Linked DNA regions of Homo sapiens: region 1 is linked to region 2. A link is a loop called in an ENCODE intact Hi-C map of the cell type or tissue named here. Cell type or tissue: gastrocnemius medialis. All regions are shown on one strand. Each heading gives the region's core, and the rest is flanking DNA. Links, peaks and the distances in the headings are about the cores only. Region 1 holds the start of LOC105374083 (a long non-coding RNA gene). Region 2 overlaps ALDH1L1 (aldehyde dehydrogenase 1 family member L1).

Evidence for each region. Hi-C counts contacts between places; a loop is a spot of excess contacts. Peaks named below come from ENCODE experiments on the same cell type or tissue, not always from the same donor. Only the 100,000 strongest peaks of a DNase experiment are listed, where the experiment ranks them.
Region 1: a loop joins it to region 2, with 5 times the contacts of the local background. A loop is called at or near these places in 2 of 110 quality-filtered maps.

What each region holds. Positions count from the first base shown.
Region 1 is chr3:126,148,780-126,164,092 of GRCh38, forward strand. It overlaps ALDH1L1 (aldehyde dehydrogenase 1 family member L1), which reads right to left. Exons shown (of 23, transcript NM_012190.4): 2 at 12,074-12,223; 3 at 9,626-9,860; 4 at 8,564-8,729; 5 at 6,623-6,724; 6 at 5,775-5,864; 7 at 4,665-4,802; 8 at 1,627-1,752. The coding sequence starts at 12,200. It overlaps LOC105374083 (a long non-coding RNA gene), which reads left to right and starts at 11,304. Exons shown (of 3, transcript XR_007096056.1): 1 at 11,304-11,396; 2 at 11,506-11,658. It also overlaps the pseudogene RNU1-30P. RefSeq lists enhancers at 6,237-6,406, 9,347-9,847. In gastrocnemius medialis, for the core only: no CTCF peak of the experiment used is centred there; no DNase peak of the experiment used is centred there.
Region 2 is chr3:126,091,756-126,107,068 of GRCh38, forward strand. It overlaps ALDH1L1 (aldehyde dehydrogenase 1 family member L1), which reads right to left. Exons shown (of 23, transcript NM_012190.4): 22 at 13,971-14,170; 23 at 11,815-12,091. The coding sequence ends at 12,036. It overlaps ALDH1L1-AS1 (ALDH1L1 antisense RNA 1), which reads left to right. Exons shown (of 8, transcript NR_190231.1): 2 at 810-966; 3 at 3,434-3,726; 4 at 4,521-4,571; 5 at 11,702-11,911; 6 at 12,069-12,210; 7 at 12,856-12,937; 8 at 13,778-15,313. It also overlaps a transcript of SLC41A3 not described here. Among named protein-coding and RNA genes, the nearest start is that of ALDH1L1-AS1, 15 kb to the left of the region's middle. RefSeq lists enhancers at 9,131-9,180, 9,191-9,380, 11,485-12,306. In gastrocnemius medialis, for the core only: no CTCF peak of the experiment used is centred there; DNase peaks (open chromatin) are centred at 7,706, 9,006, 10,866, 14,066 and 2 weaker places; H3K4me3 peaks cover 446 bases; H3K27ac peaks cover 7,094 bases.

The DNA.
Region 1 (15,313 bases), core at 3,769-11,768, 54 kb after region 2:
CAAATGCAAACCTGAAATAGCCAATCCTTCAAGATGGATCCCCAGCAGCAAACTGGGCCTAAATTTAAAACAGAGCCAAGTGGACACTTGCTGTCTAGGGGGTCACACATGTACTCTAGGTTCCCCTAAAACCTGCACCTTTTTATCTTTGAGTCTTTCAGAGCTCACCTGAACCAGCCAATCAGGGCTCAGCTGTACCAACCAATTAGAACTGGTTTCAACCCTTCCTTTGCATGGGAACCTGGGTGAGAGCTTTTGCTATAAAACCCCACCCTTCCCGTTGTTCTCAGGAATGCACCTTCCTGTTACACCAGAAGCTGCCTTTGGACGGTTTGCAAACTGGTCACTGGAATAAAGTCTCTGTTCTCCAAACTCATTTTCTGAGAACTTTTGTCCACAGTACACACTCCAGAAGTATCTGCTTTTCTCATGAGATGCTTAGACGTATTGCCGATGTGTACTGAGTTCCTCAAAGATGCCAGCTACTGAACTAAACCTCTTCATGTGTGTTATCTCCTCTACCAATCCTCCATTGAGGAAGGGCTTGTTATTCCCATTTTACAGATGCAGGACTTGGCTGCAGCTGTTGTAAGATAGCATCGTTTGACTCAGGTCTACATCTACAAACGATGACCCCAGCTCATCCCCAGAGCCACTCAGCTGTGGGCTCCAGGAGGGCTGTCTGTCCAGCTGGCCCTGCAACACCAGGGCAGGCCAAGTCAGGGCCAGAGCAACTGCTCCAGGGATATCTTTGGAATAAATAGGATTTTTTTTAAACAGACCTTCAAGGTGTTCCACTTTCAAGAAGGAAGTTGCTGGCTCTCAGCACCTTTGGATCACACAAATGCCTCATGTCCATCCTTGCTGAGCCTTGCCGCACATGTGCTGTTAACACCCAAGGTCCCCAGCTGTGCCCACCTGACTCTGCCCCTCACCCCCTGGGCTCCAGCTACAGTGCCCTCCCATGGTGACTCCCTGAACACAGGGAGGCCTCTGCCCTGTTAGGGCCTTGCCATTTGCTGTTCCTTCTCTCTTGAAGGTCTTCCCCCAGATCTCTTCTCTCCACCCAGGGAAGAAGGATACAGTGGGAGGGAGCATGAAGGGTCAGGAACAAATTCCAGGAAGTGAGCATGGATGGAAATTCATGTTGAGAAGACTGAGTCTTAGAGACGAAAGCTCCCTACAGCATCATATTGGGGCAAAGCTGGATTGGAGACCAGGTGTGCCTTATGGGCAGCTTGTGTTGGTCACAGCCCGGGATGCTGCCTCTGGTGCAGCCTTTCTGGAAGGCTCCAGTGCTCACATTCTAATCACAGGGACATGGGCTTGACACCTGACTCTTTCAAATATTCCAGGAGCTTCTGTTTCACTTATTAAGTGTTGACAATGAGCCCCTAGAAGAGTCAGACTGAACTGGCCAGATCCCAGGGCCCCAGTTGCAGAGGAAGGAGCAGCAAGAAGACAACAGAAAGCTCCAAGACGAGATAGAACCAACACTGCACCTGGAGCCAAAACAGACACCCACAGAGGGCTGGCGCTGCCCAACTCTGGGGAGTGTGATTTGCAGAACACATGTGCACGGCACAACCTGCCCAACTGGATGGCAGCCCTGAAGTTGCCTCTTACCCGCACAGCCTCCGCAGTAACCAGCTCTGCCTCTGTCAGCTCAAGGACACTGCTGGCTGCCCCCTTAAAGAAGTTCGAGGCCAGGATCATTTTGCCATCCTCCAGCTGAATATTCTTCACCAGCAGCTGCAAAAGGAAGGATTTCTTTTCTTTTCTTTTCTTTTTTTGAGACAGAGTCTTGCTCTGTTGCCCAGGCTGGAGTGCAGTGGTGCGATCTCGGCTCACTACAACCTCCGCCTCCCGGGTTGAAGCGATTCTCCTGCCTCAGCCCTCCTGAATAGCTGGGATTACAGGCGCGCACCACCATGCCCGACTAATTTTTGTTTGTATTTTTAGTAGAGACGGGGTTTCACCACATTGGTCAGGCTGGTCTCGAACTCCTGACCTCATGATCCATCCACCTTGGCCTCCCAAAGTGCTGGGATTACAGGCATGAGCCACTGCGCCCGGCCAAAAGGAAGGATTTCACAGTTCCTGTGGTCGGACCTGAGGCAGTGATGAAGGTGTCCCACAAGGGGTGCTGTGCTGGGCGCTCCAGCCTTGTCTCCAACCTTCAGATGAGGAAGAAGCAGGGAGTCTCAGATTAGTGATGAGTTCAGAGTGGGGAGGCCACTATTCCAGGGACACAGAGGGAATTGCAGAGCTTGTGTCCCCTACCAGCTGCTCGATTTTCCATCACCCACTCCCACCACACTTTCACTTTGTTTTTAAGTGTAATGACTTTATTACTTCTATAAAAAAGGATTCCTACTGAACAAAAAAAGAAAACGTCATTCAGGCACCACATAGAAAGTCAACTTAGAAAAAAAAACTAATCTTGCAATCACCCAGTAGCTCCCAGAACTGCCACAGAAACACCTGGAGAACATCACCAGATGCCTGTGTGGGATACAGAGGTGGGAAGAGGAGAGGCTGAAAAAGGGTCTGGCCGGCCCTGCAGTCTGCAGCTTCAGGATAGCACTTCAAGCTGGTCCCAGGTAGAGCCTGCGTCCAGCCATCAGTTCAAGGGGATTCTGGCTGCCAGACATGAACTGCCCCCATTGTAGCTCATGACTCTGGGCTACTCTAGTGTCTGCCTCAGATTTACTGTATTTAATAAGATGTTTGAATTGTTTGGGGCCTGCTTGTTTATCAATAGTTTTTCAACAAATGCTTTTGTTAGGGGCCAGGAAAAAAAACACATGTACAAAAAGAGTTATGGATAAGCTCATGGGTGGGTGCATGTCACTGTGCGTTAAGAGTGGCTGTGTAAGAATGGTACTCTGTATGCATGCTCTGCCAGAACTGGAACTTGCCTCTCGGCCTGACCCTCGCCCCATTGCCTTTCAAAGATGTTCTGGAGCTTTCTGCAAGCTAAAGCCCAGCCAGACTCCACAGGGCGTGGCTGAGAGATGCTTCAACCCAGGGTCTTCTGGGTTGATCTGTGGGGAGCAGGGTGTGTGTGCTCAGCTGGTCTCTCCTCACTCCCCTCCCACCCTGACCACCTCTGGACAGTGGACAAAGCTCTTGTGAGAGAGCTGATAACCCCAGCTTCCTCTTAAGACACTTAATTGCCTTCTTTGCATTCCTGTCTTTGCAGGTCTCTGGACAGATGCTGTGGGTGCCCTGCTCAGACCCCTGTGGCTGGTGCCCTGTCCTCCAGCTGCAGCAAGGGCTGGATGATAACGGCCTGCACTGTCCCATCCTTGCTTGCTGTGGATGGATAAGAGCTCCTGTACACAAAGAGGCCGAGGGATTATGCCTGGTGGGTCCTCCACCCCACCCCAGGGGCCACTGAAACCAAAGGCTGACAGAGGTGGGGACAGGCAGGTATAATTGGAGGGTGCAGTTAATACTCCAAAACCCACCCTGGGAGCAGCCCCAGGCTAGACTTCTCCTGAACCTTTACTTTTGCTTTGCTTTCCTCTGCCCTTACTGCCTCGCATGATTTTCTGGAACATTCCCTCAATAAATCACTTGCACAAGAATTTTTACCTTAGATGCTGCTTCTAGGGAACCTGACCACAGACAGATATTCTCTTGCAACTGCATATATCAATCTTGGATACCCAAAACACTACATTGCAGACATCAACAGCAGCCTAGACCTTCTGACAGGGGAGCATGGCAGACTGGACACCAAGAGCGAGCAAAGGCCAGGCCCCATACTGCCACGCCTCACTCTGGTAGGCCGGACACAGCAACACGGCTGGGGGTACCACGCCCATGGGGTTTGTCCGGACCCTGTCAGTGTGTGGGAAGATCCCTGCCTGCCCTCTCCCTACCCCCGGCTGCTCATGTGAGAAGGAGTAGTAGAGTGCATATGAACAGGAAGCTACCATGGCCAAGACCAGCATCACGGCTTTGGAGCCAGAATTTCAGAGTCTGAATCCCAGCTCTGCCACGGGCTAGCTTGGATGATCCTGGACAAGTTATTTAAATCTCTGTTTTTTTCCTCTATAAGGATATAATATTTATACATATCTCATAGTGTTGTTAGGCAGATTAAATTTAACGCATATACATTGTTCTGGTATAAAAGGTGCTCCATCAGTGTTTGCTGGTACCGTGAGTTGTAGTCTGCTAATAACAAGAGCAGGTGGCCGGCATGGCTCCCAAGGCTCTGCACGTGCTAAGTTACCATGGCATCGCCGTTCAAAGAGATGGGAGCTGAGGCACAGAGGCTTAATGACCCCACACCCAGAGGTGTTTCTGATAGACCAAAGAGAGGCCCTGAACCCAGGCTCCCTGGGAGGGCTTCTCTCTGATTCTAGGTTGCCTGACACCCACACAGGGCACTCAGCCTGGAGATGGGTGCCTAGCCAGGAAGGGTAGGGAGCCCAGCTTTCCCAGAACAGAGAAGTGGGTAAACTGCCTCGGACACCCTGTGCTCAGGACCAGCCGGGTGGTCAGGGACAAATCAGGGTCAGTGTTCCTTCCTGGGTCTGGTTTTTTCCATTTTCTCCAGAGGAGCCTAGGGTCTTCCTGTGAGGCCTGAGTCCAAGGACAGGAGCATGGGTGGCTTTGAGCAGGCAAGTGACCCACAGCCGTGCCCTTACCATTTTGTCATCATTCCCAAAGAGGATGAGTCCTGCTTTGGTGACCACCCCTGGCCGATGGGCTCCTGGGATGGGCAAAGCGTCTCCCTCGGGCACCAGGCCTGAAGTGTTCAGCGTTGAGTTGAAAAATGTCAGTTTCTGTCAAGGGGAGAAATATCAGAAGATGGTGGGTGAGAAGAAGCCCCCGAAGCCAGTAGCCCAGGCAGGTCTGAGCAGGGCTGGGAGAGGGAGAGGGGCCAGGGGTAGCTGAGACCTGGGAGCCGGCTCAAAGCCCATGTGACCCCTGAGGCCCTTTCTCCTGGGGCACAAACAAGACCTGGAGGAGCCTCAGTGGCCTCAGGGAGCTGATGGCAGGTCTGCCTCAACTCTGCCATAAGACCCTTCTCCTTGGCCCATGGCCTCAGACCTGAGGTGCACAGACTGGGGGAGAATGTGCTCCAGGCATCACGGAATGAGGCTACCTGCCTTCAGGGTGCTGCCAAGGAGTGGTTGCTTTGATCAGAAGATGCATTTGCTAGTACAAAGGGCTCTGCGTTGATGAGGACAGCAGAGAGGCTTCTGGCCACAGTCTGGGCAGTCGGCTGGGGGTCAGGGGTCTGGAGAGTCTGAGACTGTGTGGGGGACAAGACTGCCCTCAAGGTTTGCACAAAGTCCACCACACACAGTCCCGCCACCCCTGATGCCTCACTAGAGCCTGTGACCCCCAAGTCTCCCCATCTTCAGCATCTGGCCTGCCCACGGTCAGCCTGGCCCTGAATGTGCTGCTCCACCCTGCCTGAGGCCAAGTCAGAGTGAGTACTGGGCCTGGGGTCTCCGCAAGCCCAGTGGTGAGACTCAAAATATTTCACCACCAATACAGCTGGGCCCCAGGGGCACTACAAGGGCCTGGAGGCCTCCAGCTACGCAGGACATCTATCCTTTAGCTACTGCAGGCTGGGTAGGTCTCTCACTCCTGGGGAAAGGCTGGGATGTTTAGGGGGCACCCAGTGGGAGTAGGGGCCAGGGCAGTAGCTATTTATTATACCAACCAGTTCAAACATGTGTGACAGTTTAATGGCCAGTGGGATACACCAATGCACGTGGCTGGATTCCAGCCATGCAGGGACACACCTGTTCACAGGCCTCTGTCCAGGCTCCCGGCACCTTGTCGTTCCCGCGGATCCAGTTGTGAATGGCCTCTGCCGGCTGGTCCCAGTTGATCTGTGGGGAGCAAGGTGTGTGTGCTCAGCTGGTCTCTCCTCACTCCCCTCCCACCCTGATGACATCTGGACAGTGGACCAAGCTCTTGTGAGACAGCTGGTAACCCCAGCTTCCTCTTAGACACTTGCAGGAGTCCCTGAGCTGGTGCCCCTAGTTCTGGGTGCTCTCTGACCCTCAGTCTCTCATGGGCTGAGCAGACTTCAGAATGGTTTGGGGAAGATAATGTTCTGTTGCTGTCAAGATGGCCCAGACCCTACACAGAGGCCCCAGCACAATGTACTCAGGCCCGTCCCATAGGGCCCAACCTTTCACTGGCAGGGCCCCTGTGGGTCCCCACACAGCAACCCATACTCCTGAGCTGAGACACAGCCTACAGGCTTCTGAGGCTCCTCCACTGGCTATTGCTCCAGAGACCCGCACTGTCCCTCACACCTTGCCTTGAAGACTGCTCGCACTACGGCTGACGTTTTGCCCCCTAACTCCCACTCTTATCTCCCTGTGGGCTTTGTCTGCCCATTCCTCCTAAAGAGGAACAGGAAAGAACCTGGAATGGACCCTGTTCGCTACCCTCCCAGGTGCCAGGGTCCTCCTCCTCCACGGCTCTCTTCATGCATCCCTGACCTGGGCTGCCCTGTGTTCTGGCCTCAAAGAATTACAACCTGCACCATCTGGGCTGAACCCCAGCCTCCTCAGGCTGCCCTCTACAACCCCAGTCTGCTCACAGGCAGGATGAGGGTGTGGAGGGACCCAGCACTCACCTTGGCTGTCTCCTTCTTCTGAATCCCCTCATAGGTGGCTCCTTCCTCAGGCTGAGGGAGTCTGGGGGCTTTGCCCTCAGCGATCAGCCTCACGGCCTGCACCTGGGGAGATCCAGTGGGTTGCTATCCCCAGCAATAGGACCCTGCCTCCTTCCCAGCCCCAGGGCCCACATTGAGCCTGGACCCTTCCCCAGACTGACCAGACTTGCCTGGTACACAGCAGTCACCCAAGAAACACCTGCCATATGAACAAGGGAGTCAGCGTGAACCTAACTTCTATTGCACAACGGACACAGACCCGTCCTCTCTACCTGGCAAAGGTTTAGATTACATAGATCTTACATCTTCTGATATCTTAGATGATTATATAAACTGTAAAGCCCTGCAGGTATAACACAGACACAAATGTCCATGTTGCTGTCTAAGCCTTCTCTGCCTTTAAAGAGAGTGGGTCCTGAGCCCCGTGGTGGGCTTGAAGGTGGAAGTTTGGAGGTCTGAGATGAAGCAGGAAGTTGTTTCTCTGTGACAGGAAAGAGGAAGGTGGTGGGAAAGGAATCAGAGAGGGAGAAGGAGAGCCAAGGAGTCTGGGCCCACGTGAGCAAGAGCCTGAGGGAAGAGACCGGGAGGTGCCAAGAATGGGAAGTGACCGGGTGTCAGAGCATCTGAGGCAGGGCTGCCCAATGGAGCCCTCTGTGGTGATGGATGAGTTCCAAGTCTGCACGGTCCAACACGGTGGCCAGGGGACTTAGAATGTGGCTGAGACTGAGGAACTGAATTTTTCAGTATAATTCATTTTAATTGATTTAATAGCTGCATGTTACCAGTGGCTGCCTTGTTGGACAGTGCAGCTTCAAGGAGTATTTGAGTTGCTTGCCGTGGGAAGCACAGGTAAGCTCCCTCTCTGTACCACTAAATCTCCAGCAACTCTACTTTGTTCACTATTTTTGTGAGCTGGTCAATCTGTGGGGAAGACAAGTTTAACACAACCGAAAAATAAAAGGCAGTGGCCAGGAGCTGAGGAGGACGAGGGGACAGTGGACACTGCAGCTGCTCTTCCTGCTGCGCCCAAACAGCAAGGGCTCCCCAGGGCCTCCTTCCCTCCTGCTGCATGCCTGGACAGCACCTCTGCCTGTGGCCGTCCCTGCCAGCCTGTCCTCGGGCAGGGGCAAGCAGCCCTCACATATGATCCCCGGGCCCCTCCTGCAGCTGTGGGCTCCGGCCCATAGCCTGCCACCCTGCCTCTCAGCAGTACCAGCTGCCCAGGTGACTGAGCCGCCCTGCCGCTCAGGCCATGTGACCACAGGTCACGGCCTTCCCAGCAGGAAGCATGTGACGGAGACAGCCTATCAGAGCACTCCATCACCCCAGCTGGTGATTGGCTCATGAGGATCACATGACCCCCAAGCTGGCCAATCAGAATCTCCCCTGATTTGTGATTGATGAATTCTAGGAGAAAAAGTGTTTCTCTTTCCCTGGAATCAAGAATTAGAATCCTTGAGCTATAGTGGCTATCTTTCCTCTAATTCAGGGCAGCCAAACTGAGAATGAAACAAATCACACAGAGAAAAGGAGAATCAACGAGTGAAGGAGAGAGAAATAGAATCCTAACGATGTCATAATTGAAGCTCCTGGATTCAGCAGGGTGTGACCCAGTCCCTGCCTTTAGCCTTCCTTGTCTATTGAACGGGCCCCAAAATGTCCCCTTTTTGCCAAACGCTTTTTGAGCTGGGTTCTGTCCGTTGTGAGCAAGATTCCCTCCTAATACAATACACTGTTTGTCCTAATCCTGCCTCTGAAACCTTGAAGTGAGAGCTCCTCTCCCTCCAGAATCCTGAATTTGGGGAACAGATTCCTGGCCTCCAGGAGCGGTGGGCTGGGTCTAGGGAGGATGCTTGAGGGTGCGTCGGGGCGGGCAGGGCGCGGCCGGCTCCAGGTCCTCACCATCCCTTTGATGCCTTCAGGGAAGAGGAAGCGGTTGTACAGCGTGCTCACGGTGTCGTCCGGGAGCACCTCACACTCCTTCTGCAGCAGCAGGTCTCCGGTGTCCAGACCATCATCCGCCCAGAAGATGGAAAACCCCCCTTTCTTATCTCCGTGAATGAGGGTCCTAGGAAGCAGAAGAGTGAAACCTGGAGTCCACGATGAAGGGCCACGGAGGATGTCCTGGGTACAGGCCCGTGGACCTGCCACCCTCCAGGAGGCCCTCTCTTCCCAGGGGTAGGACTGACACCGGCTCCGGCGGGAAACGGAAGAAGGAAAACAGCATGTATTGATAACAACCATGGGCCAGGAATTGTGCTAAAAGCTCTATATGCCTTATGTAACTGAGTCCTCACAGCAGGGATAACAGGTATACTCGGTTTACAGATAGGGAAACTAAGGCCCAGAAAAGTGAAGCGACACCCACAAAGATCAGAGAGCCTGAATCTCAACAGACCAGTCCGACTACAAATCCACTCTCTTTTCTCAACTCAAATGTCTTCCCTCTTTGACCACCCATCTGCCTTGTCACCCCATTTGTTGTCTTGGGAATTCTGTCCCCTCAGAGTACCTTGTGGAGGCCATCCTTTGCTCCATCTTTATCTCTTTCTACGAAGTGTGCTGCCCAGAGCAGCGGCAGTGGAAGTTAGAGTAGGACCCCCAGCCCACCGCCTGGGGTGGCACCCTGGCCCCTGCGCCTCCTGGTGCCCTCTCTGTCCCTGCGCCTTCTGGTGCCCTCTCTGTCTCAGCTGGGGGATGGGAACACTGACAGTGCCAGCTTCTCCAATAACTGTGGGAATGCAGAGTGCTTAGCAACACCTGCTCCCAGTGCTCTAGAGCCTTCACTCATTGATAACGTTGCACAGCCTGTTCTGTGGCTGACATCTGGCAGCCACAGGACAGGCACCTGCACGATGCCCACTCTGCAGCCCTAGAAATGCTTTGGGCTAATGGAAAGTGACAAGTCAGGCTGATGGAGGGACATGTATGGGGATGGCCCCCTGTGTTTTTGCCCCATCTCACCAGTTGATGGCCGAGGCCCCTCGGTGCCTAGGGAGCAGTGACGGGTGATAGATGATGGAGCCATGCCGGGGGGCACTGATTATCTCCATGGGGATGAATTGGCTGCAGAAGGGCAGGACGTTGAGCTCGGCCCCCAAAGCCTGGTATTTTGCCACCACATCAGGCAAAGCCTGTCCTTTTGCACGCCACCGGGAGTACTTGAATACCGGCACTCCATCCTTCTCAGCTTCCAGACCTGTGGGACGGTGGATAAGAAACTGGCCCCTCTCCATAACCCACCCACACGCAGCCACCTCTGCCTTCCCAGCAGAGCAGCTCATAGGACTTCTCTCCATTCCTGCCCCCTCACCCACACCCCAGCCAGGCTCCACTGGGCAACACAGACGGATGCACCAGCCAAGCATGAGGCTCTGGGGACTGCCCTGCCTGCATCCTGACTTTTGCTGAACCCCAGGACCTCTGAGTGCCTCCCTCTTCCAGAACCCAGATGGCTGACCTCTGCCCTCATTCCTCTCCTGAGGCCTTGCCATCCCCGTCACTGAGTTACTGTCTTCCGGCCCCCTCTACTGCTCACTCTGTGATGGGGACTGCCCCCCTGCAGATGGCATTTCTGCTTTGTCAGCTGTTCCCTGATGGAGGAAGAAGGGGAAGAAGGGCAACAGGGCATCCCCACTCCTTTCTGTCCAGTGGGTTCCTGTCCTGTGAGCCTCCCCCAGCCCAGCTTCTTCATCCCAGTCACAGTCGTTCCTTCTCAGAGCAATGGCTAAATCAGTTTTTCCATCATCTGCAGAACTAGCCTCAATATGCACACATGCGTGCACACACACACACACACACACACACCCCAGAGGACCAGATACAGCCTGCAGGGCCCCTCCTCCTGCCCCGTCACCAGCACACCCTCCTCACAGGTCTGGATTACAGGCCCAAGCTCCCAAGTTTTTATAGTTAAAGCGTCCTCCTTTATCTTAGCCTTACAGTGGCAGCTGCTTCCTGCAGTCGCTGTCCCCAATAACTTTGGGCTCTCTGCCTTCCACTCTTCAATACCCAAGGAACACTTCTTTGTATTCAGTTCTCTGTTAGAGCCTCTGGTGTGATGTTTGGGCCCTGACTGGACTGGCTCTCCTCTCCGGTCTCCTCCTCTGTCACTCTGTCCTGGTGTCTGGTAGTTTTGAGAGAGGGTGGGATGTGATGTCAGCAGATTGGACTGCACTTGCAAAAGCTGTCCCACAGTGACCAATGAAATACTGCTTCAGGACATCTGAGATCAAGGCCAAGTAGGAGTCCCAGCCAGGCCTGGTCTGGGTCCAGGGTCAGCAGCTGGGGTCAGTGGTCACTTAGTGGCTGGGTGTAGGACCCAGGCTGTGGTGGGGTCAGGGTATGTCATGGGTCACTTGTGGTCAGGTCCAAGACTGAAGCCTGGCTGGCATTGGGTGTTGAGTGTTGGAGTTGATTCTAGGGCCAGGCTGCAGCTTCCCCACTGAGGGAGACTGGCTTTCCTTAACAAACTACACCTCTGTGCCTGGCCAGGCCTACAAGCCCCCTTTCCTAATCCTGGCCCTCTATCCTTAAGCCCTGCCCCACAGTCTGTCTCCATCAGGCCTGAGAAGGACCAGTCAGTGTTCCTAGAGGGTCTGTTCATCCAAGCTGAGGCCCCTGCATCCTGTCTGCTGAGGTTCCCAGCTCAAAGGCAGTGACCCAGACCCATGATTCTCAAAACGTGCTTTTCCTAGTACAAGAGATGCCAGTATCTCCCAGGAACTTGTCCCAGGTTAACAATTTCACCTAATTCTGACTTTTCCACCTCATTCTGAATCCGAAACTCTCAGGGTGCGCTTAGTACTCTCTGTGTTTTTTTCTTTTCTTTTACAAAATGCCAGGGGAGAGTGCAAATGCAGTTCCCCATTACCACAAATTATGAAGTCGAGTTTCCCACCTTTGGGGAAATTGCAGGGATCAGCACATCCAGAGTACAATGGAGAAGACTCGCCCTGGGAAAACCACCTTTGTGATCATGGTCTCTCCCCTGATGGGTAAGTAGAGCACTATGTGTTTTGACGGCAGCCCCAGCAATGGTGATGCCGCGCATGCCCACCTTTCAGAATATGGACCCCCAGTTCAGAACATGGAGACCTTCCCAATCATGGGTGCTGGGTCAGAGAAGCTCTGTGTGGGACCTGGGACCAGGCTGGGCTTCTCTATAGCCCTTCTCCAGGACCCTAATGCCACCCCATGATCAGGTGGGGAGGGGATCTCCAATTTATTCCAGAAAAGCCCAGCAGCCTGTTGGCACTGGAGCAGGATTCAAGGTAGACCACTTATGGCTGCCTCCCAGCTAGAGCACAGGCCCTGCAGACTTCTGCTCCCAGACTCCCACCTACTGCTTCCCTTCTACCTGGATGGGCGGGCCGCCCTCCATCAGCTTCCCTGCTCCATTGGCTCACTCACCCAGGGGGTCGGCCTTTCCATCCTTGTCTGGAACAGTGAACACACCCACCACTTCGTGGCCCTCCTTCCTCAGGTGGCAGTAAACTTCCTGGCCAAACAGGCTCTGTCCAATCACTGCAATCTTCATGGTAGCAGGAGGGTTGGAAGGACCTGGAGAAGGAATAAGGCAGCAATTAGACAGAGATCGCTGGTCTCAGAGAAGCCAGCCCTGGTTCAAGACAGGGCAGTTCATGGCACCTGGCCTGCTCTACCCCAGTCCCCTCTGTGGCTCTGTGGGTGGCAGGCCACTGAGGGGAGACTGCCACTGTAAGAGAGACCAGATGAAACATGTACACATGACCCAATGGATCCCTAATGTCAGAATATTCAATGCGACAGCAGGTGAGCTGGAAATGGATTGTAGAATTAGGGGATTTCTTTTTGAAACCTTCCAAACTGGCATGGAATGTTGGGTGTCAAGATGTTTGATATGTATTTGAGCATATTTCTGTAACTAACCAGTTCTATGGCCTTGGTCAAGTCACACTTGTTCATGAGAAAGATGCCACATCTCTCAAATGGCTTTCAGCCTACAAATTAGGCTTATTCCTCTGAGCCAGGAGTCACAAAAGGAGCAAGGGGAGTCCCCGCCGAAGGGGCTGTCCAGCTGAGCTGCAACAGAAAAGGGGCCTGCGTGGGGGCGCCTGAGGATGAAGGTGGTGGAAAGTGGAATGGGATTCCACTAAGGAAGATGTGTAGAATGAAGCCTAGCTAATCATGCACATTCTCCAAAGATTGGTCATTCATTCACCTCACGCATATCTGTAAAACCTGAACTATTATTCACTTAATACAGTTCTTTAAATTGTCCTTTTACGAAAATAAGATTTTATTTTGGAAAATTTTATTAAAGTAATGTGTACTTCATACATACAGAAAGTGCACAAATCATAGATGTGTAGCTCAATGAATTTCACAAACCAAACACACCACTGTCAACACCACCAGAAAGAGAAAAACTCCAGGAACTCTTTGAGCCTCTTCTAGTCACTACATTCACCAAGAATGATGGGACTTCTAACAGCATCGAATGGTTTCGCTTGATATATATATATATCCCCTTTATATGTATTCATTTTACATAAATGGAACCATGCAGTGTTTTGTAGATTTTCTCCCTCAACATTATCTTTGTGGTTGCATGTAGTTGTACTGAGTTTATTCTCATTGCTGCAGAGTATTTTGATATGTGGATGACCTCTAGTTCATTTATTCATTCTATTGTTAATGGAATTTGGGTAGTTACCAGTTTAAAGGTATTACAAATAGGATGCTACAAAGATACTTGCACATGGTCTTCATGGTACACATGTACACATCTCTGTCAGGTGTGTACTTAGGGTGGAATTCCTGGGTCATAGGTGTGAAAATTTCCAGCTTTAACAGACGCTGCCAGTTTTCCAGAGTGGTTGTATTAGTTTCCACTTCCATGTGCTCTCCACTTTGGCTTGTGTCTTCATTTTAGCGCTTTTCCTAACATGAAATACAGCTGTCTCATTGGGGTTTAATTTGCAATTCCCTGATGACCAATGAAGTCGAATGCCTTTTCCTGTTTCTTGGCTATTTGGATATCCTTTTGTGGGAATCATCTCTTCAAATCTTTTGTCTGTTTTTTTCCATTGGGTGGTTTTATTCTTATTGAAAAGGAGTTTTTTTGTATTGTTGCTCTGTTTTGTTTTTTAATCATCTAGACTTTGAGCTCTTTGTCAGATATGTGTATGGAAAATATCTTCCCTAATTCTGTGGCTTGCCTTTTTCATCCTCGTATAATGTCTTTTGATGAACAGATGTTCTTAAACTTAATATAGTACATTTTATCAAACATTTCCTTTATGTTTAGTGGTTCTTGTATTCTATTTAAAAAATCTTTGCCTACTCCAACTTCATGAAGATGTTCTCCTTGTCATTCAAGATCTTTATTGTTTTGCCTTTTACATTAGATGTGCAATCCCTCTGGAACTGATTTTTTCATACAATATAAGGTAGAAGTCCAGAATTTTTTTTCCATCTGCATATAAAATTAACCCAGCACTAGTTACTGAAAAGACGTTTCTTCATTGAAAAGGATCATACATGTACACATCTATCTTTGAAACTTTAGTCAGTTTGTCTATCTTTGCATTTAGTATAGCTTAAAAATGTTTTTTGTTGTAGTGGTGAAGATACATAACCTAAAGCTTTATTGTAGCTGATCTACCTAGTAGTTGTGAAGTGGTATTTCATTGTGGTTTTGATTTGTATTTTCCTATTGAATCATGATGTTAAACATCTTTTCATGTGCTTTTTGGCCATTTGTATACCTTCTTTGGAGCAATGTTTATTCGAGTTTTGACCCATTTTAAAAATTGGTTTGTCTTTTTTGTTGCTAGCATATAGAAATACAATTGATTTTGTACACTGACGTTGTATTAACTAGCACCTTAATTGCTTCACATATAAATTTTCATACTGTGTAGATTCTTTGTGGTTTTCTAAGTATAAAATCATGTTATGATGTTGGTTTTAATTCTTTCTTTCTAATCCTGAAGTCTTTCATTTCATTTACTTTCTTATAGCACTTGCCAATATATCCACTACAATATTGAATACAGATGGTGATAGTAGTTCCTGTCTCATTCCTGTGACCTTGGGAAGAAACCATTCAATATTTGACCATTGGTTAGCTTTGGGGAATTTTGGTAGATAGACTAGCATATTATGAAAGTTGTCTTATTAATATATTTCTGGCTGCCAATCATGACAAGGAGTTGACTTTTACCAAATGTTCTTCCTATAGGTCATGAGATTTTTATTTTATTGTGGTGGATCATAATGATTGATTTTTAAATGTTAAGCCACCTTTGCATTCTTGGAATGAATACCACTTGACCATGATGTATAACCTTTCTATATATCTCTGAATTTGAAGAGCTGGTATTTTATTTGTTTTTAAATCTATGCTTGTAAGAAATATTGACATGAACCAGTCCCAGTCGCTCATGACTGCAACCCCAGCACGTTGGGAGGCTGAGGTGGGCAGATTGCTAGAGGCCAGGAGTTCAAGACCATCCTGGGCAACATAGTGAGACCCCATCTCTGCAAAAACAAACAATAGCTGGACATGGTAGTACGTGCCTGTAGTCCCAGCTACTTGGGAGGCTGAGGCATGAGAATCACTTGAGTCTGGGAGGTCTAGGCTAGAGTGAGCTGAGACCCTACCAC
Region 2 (15,313 bases), core at 7,181-15,180:
AGGGCCACTTCAAAATATGTCAAAGAAATACATTTGGGGGTAAAATACTTTGATTTATTTTATGGCCTGCTATCTGTCATGTTGGTGTCTTATTGCTACAAAGAGTCTGCTCTGTCAATCTGAAGGTCTTTGTGTTGATGTTAATGCTGGTCAGCTGTGCCTGAATCCAAACAGAGGGGTGTATAATGAGGCACATCCAACTCTCCTCCTTCCCCATCATGGCCTGAACTACTTTTTCAGGTTAATTTCAGGTCCTTGGCCAAGAGGAGGGATCCATTTGTTACCCATGAAAGAGATCTGAGTTACCCTGAGTTACTGGCAGCAAATTTATACTGGTCCTGCTGGGAACAGGCCCCCCAAAACCTGGCCATAAACTGGCCCCAAAAGTGGCCATAAACAAAATCTCTGCAGCACTGTGACATGCTTTTGATGGCCATAACGCCCACACTGGAAGGTTGTGGGTTTACCGGAATGAGGGCAAGGAACACCTGGCCCACCCAGGGTGGAAAACCATTTAAAGGCCTTCTTAAACCACAAACAATAGCATGAGCAATCTGTGCCTTAAGGGCATGTTCCTGCTGCAGATAACTAGCCAGACCTACCCCTTTATTTCGGCCCATCCCTTCATTTCCCATAAGGGATACTTTTAGTTAATATATCTATAGAAACAATGCTAATGACTGGCTTGCTGCTAATAAATACGTGGGTAAATCTGTGTTCGGGGCTCTCAGCTCTGAAGGCTGTGAGACCCCTGATTTCCCACTTCACACCTCTATATTTGTGTGTGTGTGTGTGTTTAATTCCTCCAGCGCCGCTGGGTTAGAGTCTCCCCGACTGAGCTGGTCACGGCAAGTGGCGTCCATTGTGGGGGCTCAAATCCAGGTTGAAGGGTTGCCAGAGTGACGGTTGGAGAACGTGGAGAACTAAGCTGGAGGACACCCGAGTACTCTTAAAGCAATCCCCATGGTGAGTAAGAAGGGGAGCTCAGAAGCATCAGGGTAACAATGGGACAAGTGTGGAGTCTGGTTCATTCCACCTTGGAACTTTTTCACACTGATGATGAGGAAGAAGGAGAGTGTAACGAAGTAACAGTAGAGGTTACAGAGCAGGTTTGTTTGCCAGCTAAAGCTAAAGCAGCAAAGGAGGGAGAGGTTCATCCCTACCCTTCTGCACCCCCTGCTTATTATTTTGAAGAAAAAGACCCTCCAGATCTTTCTTTTCTGCAGGATACTGGGTGAAAAGTAGTTGCCCCAGTGACTGTTCGAGCAGCACCTCAAGCGACCGCTTTCAGTTCTATTTAGGCAAGAATCCAGCAAGCTAGAAGAGAGGGTGATATAGAGGCTTGGCAGTTCCCTGTTAGAATACACCCTCCAGATCAACAGGGAAATATAGCTACATTTGAGCCTTTTCCTTTTAAATTACTCAAAGAATTTAAACAAGCTATTCATACTAAAAAAGAATGTAGAAATAATCAGCGAGTCAGGCTGCCAGATAGGGGAAAAAAGAAAACTGCTGAGTCTGAAATATGTCCAAAATATAAAAAAGGAAAACATTGGGCTAATCAGTGTAACTCTAGGTTTGATAAAGATGGGAACCCGATTTTGGGAAATGCCATGAGGGGCCTGTCCTGGGCCCCATTCCAAACCAGGGCATTTCCAGCTCAGGCCATTCCCTCACCCCTGTACAATGTCTTTCCCCTACCACAGCCGGTAGTGCTGCAGTAGATTTATGCTGTACAAAAGCTGTGAGCCTTCTGCCTGGGGAACCCCCACAAAAGGTCCCAACAGGAGTCTGTGGACCCTTGCCATCAGGGACAATAGGATTACTTTTAGGAAGGTCTAGTTTAAATTTAAAAGGGGTACAAATACAAACAGGAGTCATTGATTTAGATTACAATGGGGAAATTCAAATTGTTATATCTACTTCTGTTCCCTGGAAAGCAGAGCCAGGAGAGCACATAGCACAGCTCCTGATTGTGCCATATGTGGGAATGGGAAAAAGTGAAATTAAATGAACAGGAGGATTTGGAAACACAAATAAAGAAGGCAAAGCAGCTTAATGGGTAAATCAAATTACTGATAAACATCCTACATGTGAAATAACTATTCAGGGAAAGAAATTTAAAGATTTGGTAGATACAGGAGTGGACATTTCGATCATTTCTCTACAGCACTGGCCGTCTGCGTGGCCAATTCAACCTGCTCAATTTAACATAGTTAGAGTTGGCAAAGCCCTTGAAGTATATCAAAGTAGTTATATTTTGCATTGTGAAGGGCCTGATGGACAACCTGGGACCATTCAACCAATTATAACTTCTGTACCTATAAATTTATAGGGGAGAGATTTATTACAACAATGGGGAGCACAAGTTCTAATTCCAGAACAATTATATAGCCCTCAAAGTCAACATATGATGCATGAAATGGGGTATGTCCCTGGTATGGGACTAGAAAAAAGTTTGCAAGATTTGAAAGAACTGCTTCAAGTGGAAAGACAAAGTTCCCACCAAAGATTAGGATATCATTCTTGATGGCGGCCATTGTTAAGCCTCCAGAACCTATACCTTTAAAATGGTTAACAGATAAGCCAATTTGGATAGAACAATGGCCACTAAGTAAAGAGAAACTGGAGGCTTTAGAGAAATTAGTTACTGAACAATTAGGAAATGGGCACATAGCTCCAACATTTTCGCCTTGGAATTCTCCAGTTTTCGTAATTAAGAAAAAAATCAGGTAAATGGAGAATGTTAACTGACTTAAGAGCCATCAATTCAGTTATACAACCTATGGGAACATTACAGCCAGGATTGTCTTCTCCTGCTGTAATTCCAAAAAAATGGCCTTTAATACTCATAGATTTAAAAGACTGTTTCTTTACTATCCCTTTAGCTGAGCAAGACTGTGAACAGTTTGCATTTATAATTCCTGCAGTAAACAACCTGCAGCCTGCTAAGCATTTTCATTGTTTCACAGATGGGTCTAATAATGGTAAAGCTTCTTATTCTGGCTCGAAAAGTAAAGTTTTCCAGACTCCCTATAAAAAGCAAAGCTTGTAGCTGTAATTAAGGTATTGACTGTTTTTGATATGCCTATTAATGTGATTTCTGATTCTTCATACGTGGTTCATTCCACACAGTTAATTGAAAATGCTCAGTTACAATTTCATACAGATGAACAATTGATAATAAAAACAAAAAAGGGGGAGAAACAGGGATTTGGGACAGCCCATACACAATTGAATCTAGCATTATTAACTTTAAATTTTTTGAGCCTGCCCAAAGGCCAGATGTTATCAGTAGCTGAATAGCATCTACAGAAACCAGCTGCAAAGCCAGAAGCAGAACAACTGATTTGGTGGTGAGATCCAATAACAAAAAATTGGGAAATAGGTAAAATAATAACTTGGGGTAGAGGTTATGCTTATGTCTCTCCAGGCCAAAATCAACAGCCGATTTGGATACCATCAAGACACCTGAAACCTTATCATGAGCCAGATGCCAAGGAAGAGATTCCAGGAGGATCCCAAGGACCCCCTGTTGCAGCCGTGTTGAGGCTGATGCTCAGGAGGACCCCAACTGTCACAAGCAACACCTGTTGAACACAACCACCCACCGGAGGACAGATCAAGAAGCTGTCACAGATGGCAGAAGAAAACCTAAGGAAAGCGAGACAGCCAGTCACAATGAGTAATTTAATAGTAGCTACGATAGTGATGATCACCATTGCCGTGAGTATTCCTTCAACAAGGGCTGACACAGAGAACAATTATACTTATTGGGCATATTTATCAATCTTGGCTGGCAATAATGCCTGGATGTAATCACTCTATGACACAGTTACACATGCTTTCTGATCTCAGTATTTACCATAATAAATCTGTTCCTATAATTGAGGCATACAGCCCTCAAAAACCTATTTGTAAACAAAATTGAACCTGGCCAGAAAATGAACGTACTTGTTTAGGAAGATTGCATTGCAGAACAGGCAGAGGTGCTGCACAACGATTCCTATGGAATCATTATTAATTGGTCCCCTAAGGGGATATTTAGCTTGAATTGCACCTCTGAGTCTGCATGCCATGGCCACACTATGTTCAGATGGTCTGAACAAAACGGTCAGATGGTAGAAATGATAAAAAGTATGACAAGAGTTCCTATTATCTGGAACCATGGCAGTATAGTGGCACCTCAACCTCAAATGATATGGCTTGTTGTAGGAGCTAACATAAGATTTTGTGGAAACTATTAATAGCTTTTAATAAGATCAAAATTTGGGAAAGAATAGAAAAGCATCTAGAAGGACACTCTACAAACTTGTTTTTGGATATTGCAAAATTAAAAAAACAAATATTTAAAGCATCCCAGGCACACCTGACCTTAATGCCAAGAACTGGAGTGCTTGAAGGAGCTGCAGACAGATTAGCAGCTAGTAACCCATTAAAATGGATAAAAACACTTGGAGGCTCTGTGATTTCAATGATTATTATGCTTTTAATCTGTGTTGTTGTTTTTCTTTGTATAGTCTGCAGATGCGGATCCTGACTCCTATGAGAAGTAGCTCACCGTGACAAAGGTGCCTTTGCTTTTATCAATTTGCAAATCAAAAAAGGGGGACATGTTGGGAACAGCCCCCCCACCCCAAAAAAAAACATGGCCATAAACTGGCCCCAAAACTGGCCATAAACAAAATCTCTGTGGCACTGTGATGTGTTCATGATGGCCATAACGCCCACACTGGAAGGTTGTGGGTTTACCAGAATGAGGGCAAGGAACACCTGGCCTGCCCAGGGTGGAAAACTGCTTAAAGGCGTTCTTAAACCACAAACGATAGCATGAGCAATCTGTGCCTTAAGGGCATGTTCCTGCTACAGATAACTAGCCAGACCCACCCCTTTATTCTGGCCCATCCCTTCGTTTCCCATAAGGGATACTTTTAGTTAATCTAATATCTATAGAAACAATGCTAATGACTGGCTTGCTGTTAATAAATACGTGGGTAAATCTCTGTTCAGGGCTTTCAGCTCTCAAGGCTGTGAGACCCCTGATTTCCCACTTCACACCTCTGTATTTCTGTGTGTGTGTAATTCCTCTAATGCTGCTGGGTTAGGGTCTCCCCAACTGAGCTGGTCTTGGCAGGTCCTCAGCAACTTCAGTCCTTCCCTCCTCGGAAGAAAGAATTCAACTGAGGGGCATAGAGCAGAAAAAGAGACTGAGGCAAGTTCCAGAAAAGGAATGGAAGTTTATTTAAGAAGTCTTAGAACAGGAATGAAAGGAAGGTGTGCTTGGAAGAGACCCGAGCAAGCACGTGAAGGCTAAAGAGAGAAGGTCATGTTTGACCATGATCCTAGGACTTTTATAAGCTCCCTTCTTTCCCATGATTCCTCCCTGAGGGTGGGTTTTCCTCATGCCCAGTGCTTTCCTTACCTTTTAGAATTGAGCATGTGTGGTGTGTTTAGGGAGTTATACACAGGCCCATCTGAGGCTTTCTTCCTTTTTCCAGTGGAGTGTGCCCCCGGAAGATCATACTTCACCATGTTTTGCCTCTTAACATGCATGCCCAGGAAGTTGCTTCTCCCTGGGGCCTGCATTCAATTAACATTTTGCTGTTAACAGGTGTGGACTACCAGGAAATGGCCTCTCCCTGGCGCTGTGAAATTAGCATTCTTAGAGAGGCAATTCAGTAATTGCCGAACCACCACCCAACATTTTCAGTGGATTAAGGGGGAGCCCTATCCTACCCCGCTCATGCCTAACTATCTGTAACACATTCAATTGGTTGGGAGACTTATAATTTTATTTTTGGCTTACAATAATCATGAAATATTTAGATATATGGTTTGTGGACCCTCACTTGTACTTTTGCCCTGGGCTCTATAAATTTTGAGCTGGGCCTGTCTGGTTTTCATAGAGTTATGGGTACAAGACACTATTTTCTTCCTAACTCTAATGCATGAAAAATAAACTGGCAAAGTAAAATGACAAACAGCAACCAGCAGCTGGCCTCAGTCAAGGAGAAAGCACGGGGAAAATGGGAGCATTCTAGAAAAGGAGGCAACCAAGCATTGCAGCCAAGCTCCAAAGGGCAGTCACCACACCAGCACACAGGATCCACTTCTTGGGACCTTGGTAAGTGGGAGGCAGTGTGTACCAGTTCCTGTAGACTAGTTCATGCCCCTCTGTCTCCCCCTTACACAGAGCACTTGCAAATGCTAGTTCAGGAATCCAGAGGCCTGGCTGGAGTCTAAGCAGTGAGTAGCTTGGCAAAGAGCTGCTATGCTGAAACTGCAGTTTTCAGTGGAAACTAAAGATAGGATAGACATAAGATATATTGGTAAATAATAAAGTCTCATACAATGTTAGGAGCTATTAGGATTGAATTGGGTCCCTGCAAATTCATATGTTGAATTGCTAGCCCCCAATGTGACTCTATGTGGAGATAGGGCTTATCAGGAGATAGTAAAGATTCAGTGAGGTTATAAGGTGGGGCTCTAATCCAGTAGGACTGGAGTCCTTAGAAGAGATGGGAAAGAGATAGGGGAGACCTCCCTCTGCACAAGTACACCAGCAAGAAGGTTACCATCTGCAAGACAGGGAGAGAGGCCTCATCAGACAGAATCCTGTCGGCACCTTAACCTCAGACTTCCAGCCTCCAGAACTGTGAGAAAATAAGTGTATTGTTTAAGCCCCTGGGCCATGGTATTTTGCAATGAGCTGCTATAACAGTATGGCGCCTCACATGTAGTGAGGTCAATAGTGTTTCCTGCTGTTATGTTTATTATTGTTACTAAAACCCTGATGGGACTAATCTCTAAGGAAGGAAGGATTCCCAGCTCCCAGATGGACCACGGGGGAGGTCTGAGGAATAGGGAGGGCTTGACTGTGAGCTTGACATGGGCATCCAGGCAGGCCTGGCCCTGCCCACACCTTCCCTCATGACTGTTCCAATTTGTCACTGTCACCCTGCCACCACAGTGTCCAGCTGGTGTTCCCAGCCAGTCTCCATCTTTCCCAAATGGATTCCAGGTTGGTGCCAGCAGCCTTAGTCCAGGGCTGGCCTCCATTTTCCCCTCCACTGCTGGCAGGTGGCCCTCTGGGAACAGGCCCCAGTGGTGGGCTGGCCAAGCCCTGACTTCTCTTGACAGCTGCTCCAGGAGGGATGGACATGACCTGGCTTTTTTTTTTTTTTTTTTTTTTGTATTTTTTTGTAGAGACGAGGTTTTGCCATGTTGCCCCAACTCCTGAGCTCAAAGTGATCCACCCGCCTCAGCCTCCCAAAGTGCTGGGATTACGGACATGAGCCACTGTGCCTGGCCAAATTTTATGTTAAGTATGTTTTCTCATAATATTTTTAAAGTCCATGCTTGGAGCCTTTTGTGACCACGAGGCAGTGCAGAAGGCAACCCAGGACAGATCTGATTAGCCCTCAGCTACTTTGCAATTGAATCTCAGGTTCTGAGCTCCTGTGAGTAAAATCTGAATTCAAGTTAGTGCTCCAGAGCCCGGGAGCAACTGGAACTTTCCCACCATCTACCTGGTGAAGCATGGATTATCTTATTTTAAAATTTCTATTCTTTATTTCTCATTTAAAGTGACGGCAATATATTAATATCATTTAGATAATGTGTTGGTAATATGATCTGTGAATTTCATTAGAGGATTTAAAGAGGGTAGAATGAGGCCAGGTGTGGTGACTCACGCCCATAATCCCAGCACTTTGGGTGGCCAAGGCGGGTGGATCACTTGAGGTCAGGAGTTTGAGACCAGTCTGGCCAACATGGTGAAACCCCGTCTCTACTAAAAATACAAAAATTAGCCAGGCACCTGTAGTCTCAGCTACTCGGGAGGCTGAGGCAGGAGAATCGCTTGAACCCGAGAGGGGGAAGTTGCAGTGTGCTGAGATTGCGCCACTACACTCCATGAGTGACAGAGACTATCTAAATAAATAAATAAAGAGGGTAGAATGAAGATATTCAGGTAGTTAAGGTTGGGAATCATTGTTTTAACTCTTCCTCTACTGTTTGCTGTTTTGGTTGCTCCAAAACTTTATAACTGCGTTATAACTGATACCCAGAGTCTGTCACTGTGGCCATCAACACAGCCCTGAGCTCTCAGTAGCTTATGACAGCAAGGATTAATTTCTTGGTCCTACTCATGTCCACTGTGGGTTGGCAGAGGGAATAGCGGCCTTTGTGGAGGATGCCTAATGGATGTGCAGTCCAACCTGATGTGGTGGGCTTTGCTCTGCAGTCTGTTCCTGTTTGTGTCTCTGTAGCTAAAGAAATCAACTCCTCTTTGAGCTTGCCCAAAAGGGGTCATTCCCACAAAGAACAGGGAACAAAGAGGAACTGTTGATTTTGGAGGGGAGAAAAGGAAGGGAATTTTCATTACATACTCCCGTATTCTCCCCAAAGACAGGTCTCCACTCTGCCACGGAGGGTCCTCTTCCCCCTCCCTCCCCCTCTTGCCACGTACCGGGCCCTCCTCTCTTTTCCACCTCCCTTAGGATTCTCCTTCCCTTTATTACCTGGAGCAAGTCTGTGGCCAGCCTTTGATTCTGAATGTCCCACCGCCCCAGCTTCACCACATCAGAATGTTCTAGGTAAATGCAAAGCTCTCTCTGGAAAGACTTCTGGTGAATTCCACTTCCTCACCCTATCCCAGTTGGATGAAGTCAGATCAGCAGAGCACTAGAGCCCTGGATCCAGCGTGCTGCCACCCCATGCACACACTCCCTGCCCTGGTGAGCTGCTGGTAGTGGCGGAGGTTTAATGTGCATTCAGTCACACTGGGGAAGGTCATAAGAAACAGCTGTGTGCAACTTGCCACCATATGAAGTCACATAAGACGGCAGTCATTATATTATAAAACATTTTTAAGGAGGATTCATGAGATGGATTACTATCTCTATGAGAAGCAGTTATCTCTATGGGAAGCAGAAACACTAATTTGTTTCTGGCATCTGGACACCGTGAATGAGGTCACCAGTCAGGTGTCCTTGCACTCTCAGCAGCCAGAAAGCTCTGAGCTGAATTGTGGCCCAGCTTTAGAAGGGTATGCAGTTTCACAGCCTGCAGTCTGGATACAACCACACTCCGGGTTTGACTCACCACCACTTTCCTCTCAGCCCCCGTTCACTCATGCATATTTTTGTTTATTATACTTCTAAACCACCTTAAATGCTTCTGTTAACATGGCGAGACATAAACGTTCTCAAAGGCCACAAAAGCTTATAAAAGCTTATTTCCCACAGAATAGCCTGGCAGTGAGTCGCCCCGGGGGAGATGAGCCTCCATGATGTTGGACTCGGCTTCCTCCATCGCGGGCAGCCGCACACCCCTCCTTCCCCCGGGTCCAAGTGCTGCCCACATCCGCGGGGTTGGGCAATGCCCATCGCCGTGTCACTGGGTCTGCTTCCAGCCAGCCCGGGGAGGGAAAGGAGGGCAACAGCATGACCCCCCTTCAGGGTGCATGTTGGAAACCGCACAGATCATTTGCAGCCAGATCCTGTTGACTAGAACTTGGTTCCATGACCAACACTTAGTGCAAAGTATGCTGGGAAATCCAGCCTTTCTTCTGGGCAGCCGTGTGCCCAGGTAAAATGCAGAGGTTATATGACTTAAGAAAGAAGGGGACAAAGAAAGGAAATTGGGGGATAACGAAGTCTTATGTCCTTACCTTACACTTTCAGGAGAATTATGGAAAGGGGAAGAAAGCTGGAAAGCTGGGTCCAGTCTCGCCCATCTGCACCAGAGGTCTCCAGCGTGACTGCAGTGGGCGCCCTGGCTAAAACCAAGCTCTGTTTGTGTCTGAAAAGCAGGGAGAGGCACTTCCTGGCTCTGTTTGAGTTGGATGGGCCTGTGCTCGAGGCTTTGCCTGCTCTTCTGTCACGAAGGATGTTTACGGGGAAGCCAGGACTGACCCTATGGAGACACCAGGCTGGCTTCCACCTCTTGTTGGGAGGAGTGTGAGCGGCCTGGCTGTGGGCTGAGAGGCAGCTGCATGTGCTTGGATGCTGCCGTGGATACCCCAGCCCTGGTAGTGTTTGAGGCAGAACAAAGGGAACTCAGGAAGCAGTTGACATGGACTCATCTGTTCTGGTATAAGTGGCACGTGCTAGGGCAAGTCCCACCGCTAGGGACGGGAACAGCTTCTCTCCGGGAAGCTGCCATCTCCAGCACCAGGCATTGTGGTAGAAGACCAATTCTGAGCTAGGAACAGAGCCCAGAAGGCTTTAAGCAGAAGTGAAGGCACATTCTTTTCTGTCTGGAGGCAGCAAGATGTGAGGCTGGACATGCCAGGAGCACGCCGGGGTCTGAGCCGACCCTGCCGCAGAAGGCAGGTGGGAAGTGGGAAAAAGGAGGCTCCCGGGGGGCCTGGCTTGGGCCTGGGCTTCAGGCTCTGAGGAACTGCACAGAGTGGGAGTTGGTGGGTTTCTCCTGGACTTCTAGAAAGGCCTGTGAGCTCAGCCTGACTCCAGCAGTGCACGGGGCATCACCAGCAAGGCCTGCTTTGGTGGGGTGGCCATGGGAGAGTAGAGCCTCCCCTATGGTGGGTGTGGGTGCCCAGGAGCACAGCCACCTCTGCCAGGCCACCCCCAGCCAAGGCCTATTCCGGGAGACTCGGCACCTGGGAGGGGTGAGTTCCTCTACAGGCAGAGGGAGCTTCAACGTCCTCCTAACTTGGGAAGTAAGGGGAATACAATTTCACAGTAGCTGTGCAGCCTTGGGCAGTTAGATGTCTCTTTGCCTCCATTTCCTCATTTATAAATGTTGATAAAAATACCTCCTGCCTCCCTGGGATCATGAGTAGCAAGAGAAACATGCATGGAGGATTTGGATTCTTGCCTGGCATCGAGCTGGGGCTCAAGGGACAGAAGTGTAGCCAGTATGGAGCTTGGCACTGCCTGTTGTTATTGCTGCTGGCAGCCTTCGAAAGGCGGGGTCTGGACAGGCCTTTATGGAAGCACACACTTCCTAGAAGAGCAGGAATCATAAAGGAAAGCAGGGCAGGGAATCCCTGAGGAGACGGGGAACTCACAGGCCTCTGAAGGGCAGCATGACGCACAGAGAGGCCTGAAGATGTTCCCAGACATGCAGAGGCTGGGCCTGGAGCTCTCAGCATGGCCTGGGCCTGTGGGAGGGACAGAGGGGCCTGCAGTGGGCCTGTGGGACCCAGAGGGGCAGAGCCAGGTGGGTGGGGAGATGAGATGCTAAGAAGAGAGCTCCATGTGGGGAAACTGAGGTAACAGCAGGTAGGTCAGGTTGCAGTGTTTGGTGCCTATAGGATGTGGGTGCAGAGAGGAGGGCCGCAAGCTCCTACAGGGAGAGGGCACAGGAAAGAGAGCTATAGCTCAGGTCCCTGGGCCAAGGAGAAGCCATAAAGGTACATAGGAGACACCGTGTCAGACGGAAGACAGCTCTGCCTGGCATTCCCAGCTGGGCCCAGCCCTCCACTGCAGGCCCTCGGGCTGGCTACCAGCTGAGAGCACGGCCGTGCTGACAGAGCAGGGGCGAGGGCCCGGCCCCATCTGCTGAGGGAGTCTGAGCTGCTTCCCAGTCCAGGGCTCACCCAGCTCAATCCCCGTCTTCCCACCTGTTTCCCAGGGGTTACCCTTCCAAACCTCCTGCAGCCCTGACTGTCGCAGCTTCTGCTCTTTGGGGCCTGAGATGACCCACACCCATTTCCTCCTGTCTCTCTCCCCAGGTGTCTGGCTCTCCCAGGCCAAGCAACACCATCATACCCAGGTGATTGCGCAACTTCCAGGCCCACCCAGGAACACCCACAGGTGGAGCAGAGAAACGCAGAGATGTGGACGGTCTCTCTTCAGAAGCTTTATTCTCCCTGGGAGGGGCACACCTCACCCAGCCAAGGGCTGCTTCTGACTGGACAGAGGGCGTCCAAGATGCAGACATGGTGTGCAGGCAGGAGGGCTTCCACTAGCCCCCCAGGTGGGAGGTGCTGTGCACCCAGGCTCAAGAGGGAGGGGGCCCCAGCCACGAGGGAGGGGCAGGGACTTTCTTCTCACAAAGACCTTTCTTCAGTATTCGAAGGTCACTGTCTTGACCCGCAGGTACTCGTTCAGAGCCGCCTCTCCTGTAAGACACCACAAAGGTCACAGCAGCTCCCACCACAGGCAGGGCACTGCTCGGGGCTGCAAGTGTCTTATTCCTCAGCAACCACGTGGGGGCAGCTCTGGCTCACCCCACTTCCAGGTGAGAAGTCGAGGCCCAGCGAGGTCATGAATCTTACCCAGGTTATCCCTGGCAGTGGATAGTGGGCCAGGACTCCCCAGAATACAAAGCCAATCTGAGGCAGCCATTTAAGAATCTTCCCCAGCTCCCACCGCCTTGTCTGGACAGTGGGAAGCCCCTTCAGGTGGAAGGGGGTGGAGAGACTTGGCGTTACTGCCCAGACTCACTGGCCCATCTCTTCTCTCATGGCTGCCCCCAGCTACGTCTGCATCAAGCTGTGGCTGGGAAAAGGGGATGCCTCGCAGGGCCCTGAGGCCCCAGGCCTTGGCAGTGCTATGTGGCTGGTGCATCTCAGCCCCATGACAAGTGTGAGGCCTGGGGCTGCCTGACAGCTCCCCAGCAGCTCTGGCTGGCCCCAGGAGTGGCACTGCCCCGTCCCTCTGAGGTCCTGAGTCTGCCCAGGCAGGCTGCTTGGAAGGCTTGGCTTGTGGGCCTGTCCCAGGAGGGTGCTGGTCCTCTCAGCAGGACATGGGGACTAGGGTTAGGAGGGAGCTGAGGGAACTCGGGGAGGATTCATAAGGGGCCCAGATCACGTCCTGGGGACTTGGCAGCCACAGCCTTCCCTGGGTGGCCATGGGCCTCATGGATTCCCCTGGTGGACACCAGGAAGGTGGCCTGGGAGAAGGCAGGAAGAGGAGGCCGACAGGGACAGAGGAAGCAGGAGTGTCCAGCCTACACATGCGTGCATGTGAGTCCAGCCCTGTGGGCACACATGGGCCCCTCTCATGGGTACCCTTGGGGGCTTCTGCAGGGCTTGAAAGATGGGGGCAGGGGGAGGAGAGAAAACTGGAAACAGTGACCAGCCTTTGACCCCCAGCCTCAGCATGACCTTCCCTGTGGTCTCTGGGCTGGCACAGGAGCCTGGAGAGACAGGTGGGACCTCTGAGACAGCATATGGCTTCCCCGGACCTTGCCAGCCACCCTTGCCAAGCTTGCCCATCAGACCTGTCTAGTCCCCCCTGCTGAGAGAGCAGGACGAGGCCCAAGGCTTGGAGCAGCCCAGGGAGAGAGGGCCGGAGCAGAACTCCATGCCACCCAGCAGGCAGAGCACTGGGGAGCCTGTGCTGTGTGCCGGGGGACCCCGCCTGCTATGTGCCGGTGGACCCCGCCTGCTGCCGCCTGAGTAACTTCACCTCTACTGGGAGACTTGCAACACCCGTGGTGTTCACCCGGGGGTACATTTGGTCCCATGGCTCCTCTTTACACTAAGGATGCAACCTGAGCCCCTGACCATGGCCCATGGGCCTTCAATCTGGCCCCTACCTGCCTCTCAGGCCTTCTCTCCTCCCTCCTGCTCCCCCTTGGCCCACTCCCACCACTCTGGCCTCTCTGCAGCTCCACGACCAAAGCTGGTTCCCCCAAGGACCTGCTGAACCCTCAGCCAGAAACACGGGCCCCTGGGTCTTCATGGCCAACTCCTCCCTGCTATGCAGGTCTGGGTAGCACAGGTGCCACCACACCAGAGAGGCCCCCAGTGCCTCCTGGCTGGAGTGTCTCCTCCAGGCCCCTCTTCTTGCCTTCTTCCCAGCACGACCCCCCTCTGCAAGCATCTTGCTCACGGACTTGTCACAAGTTCCCTCCCAGTAAGAAGCGAACCCTGACAGCCATCATGTTCAAGGCTACGTCCCTGCATCTGAGATAGGACCTGGCCCTAAGTGGTTTTGAACAGATGTTTGTTGAATGAATAAATGAAAGCAACCCCACAGGCAGGAGTAGGTTACCTAGATCTTTGCCAAATCCAGACTGTTTGAATCCTCCGAAGGGAGCGGCCACGTCGGTCTTGTTGTACGTGTTGACAAACACAGTGCCTGCCTGGAGCTTGTCACTGACATACAGGGCCTTGTTGATGTCCCTGGTGAAGACACCAGAAGCCAGGCCAAATTCCGTGGCATTGGCCCGAGACAGCACGGCATCCAAGTCCCTGGAGAGAAAGTCCAGGAAGAACTCCCTGAGGGAGGTGCAGAGGAGAGCCTGGCCCACTCCACACCCCGGCCCACTCCACACCCCAGCTGCATAAGACCTTCCGAGGAGAAAATGTGCCGGGCTGCAGCGCCGGGGGCAAGATTGGGTTGGGTTGGGCTGCGAGCGAGGAGGAAGGGCAGAGGCCCATGGGCAGGTGGCCACCACAGGGGCTCCTGGATCATCGGGTGAGCCCTTTATTCCACAGACTGGGAGCAGGGGCCCAGAGAGGGGCCGCTGGGTCCTCACATGCAGAAGGACCCACATGTGCCCGCCGCAGGTTGGGCATTCACCAGACATCAGCGATTTGGAGACTTACTACAACCATATTTATTGGCTAGGTGGCAGTGAAGTCTCTTATTCTAATACCACTGACATACGATGATAATTTCTGGGGTTTTTTTGGTAGTTGGATAGTAAAATGTGAGGACGAGGCACGATTTTGCAATTTGCTCCAAGGTGCTACGGAGACAAGGGGCAGGCCTGAGAAGTGACAGCATGGGCCTCAGTGGCCCCACTGTGAGTGGAGTACAGTTTTTCCCTTCCAGCCCAGCCTGGTCTGGGTGACTTGCTTCATCAACAGGCCGTGGTGGAAGGGATGCTCTGGGATTCTAAAGAGCTAGATTATAAAGAGCCTTTTGGCTTCCACCTGGCCTCCGAAGGGAACCAGGTGCCTCGGCAACCCCGAGGCTGCCACGCGGAGGAAGCCTCCCGCAAGACCCCCAGCAGCATCAGGATAGCCACTCTGTCACCCCAGCTGAGGCCAGACACTGCATGGAGCAGAGATGGGTTTGCCTCATTGAACCTAGACCGTGACTAAAATAAATCTCTGATTATTCCAAGCCACTCAGTGTGGGGGGTGGTTTAATGCATGGTAACAGACCTTAGAACAGAGCCCAGCGGGCTGTGAGAAACATGCTGGAGCATGTGACAAGTGACAAGGACAGGGAAGGGAGCTGCCTTTGCTCACAGGGGGGACTCAAAGCCCCAGGTCACTGGGCTCTCTTCTCAGGGGTGTGGAGACTCAGCAGGCGGCACAAGCGGGGTGTCCACGGCTTGCGCCCTGCCTGAGTTCTCCTCCTGACTGCCCGTAGACTACCTCCCA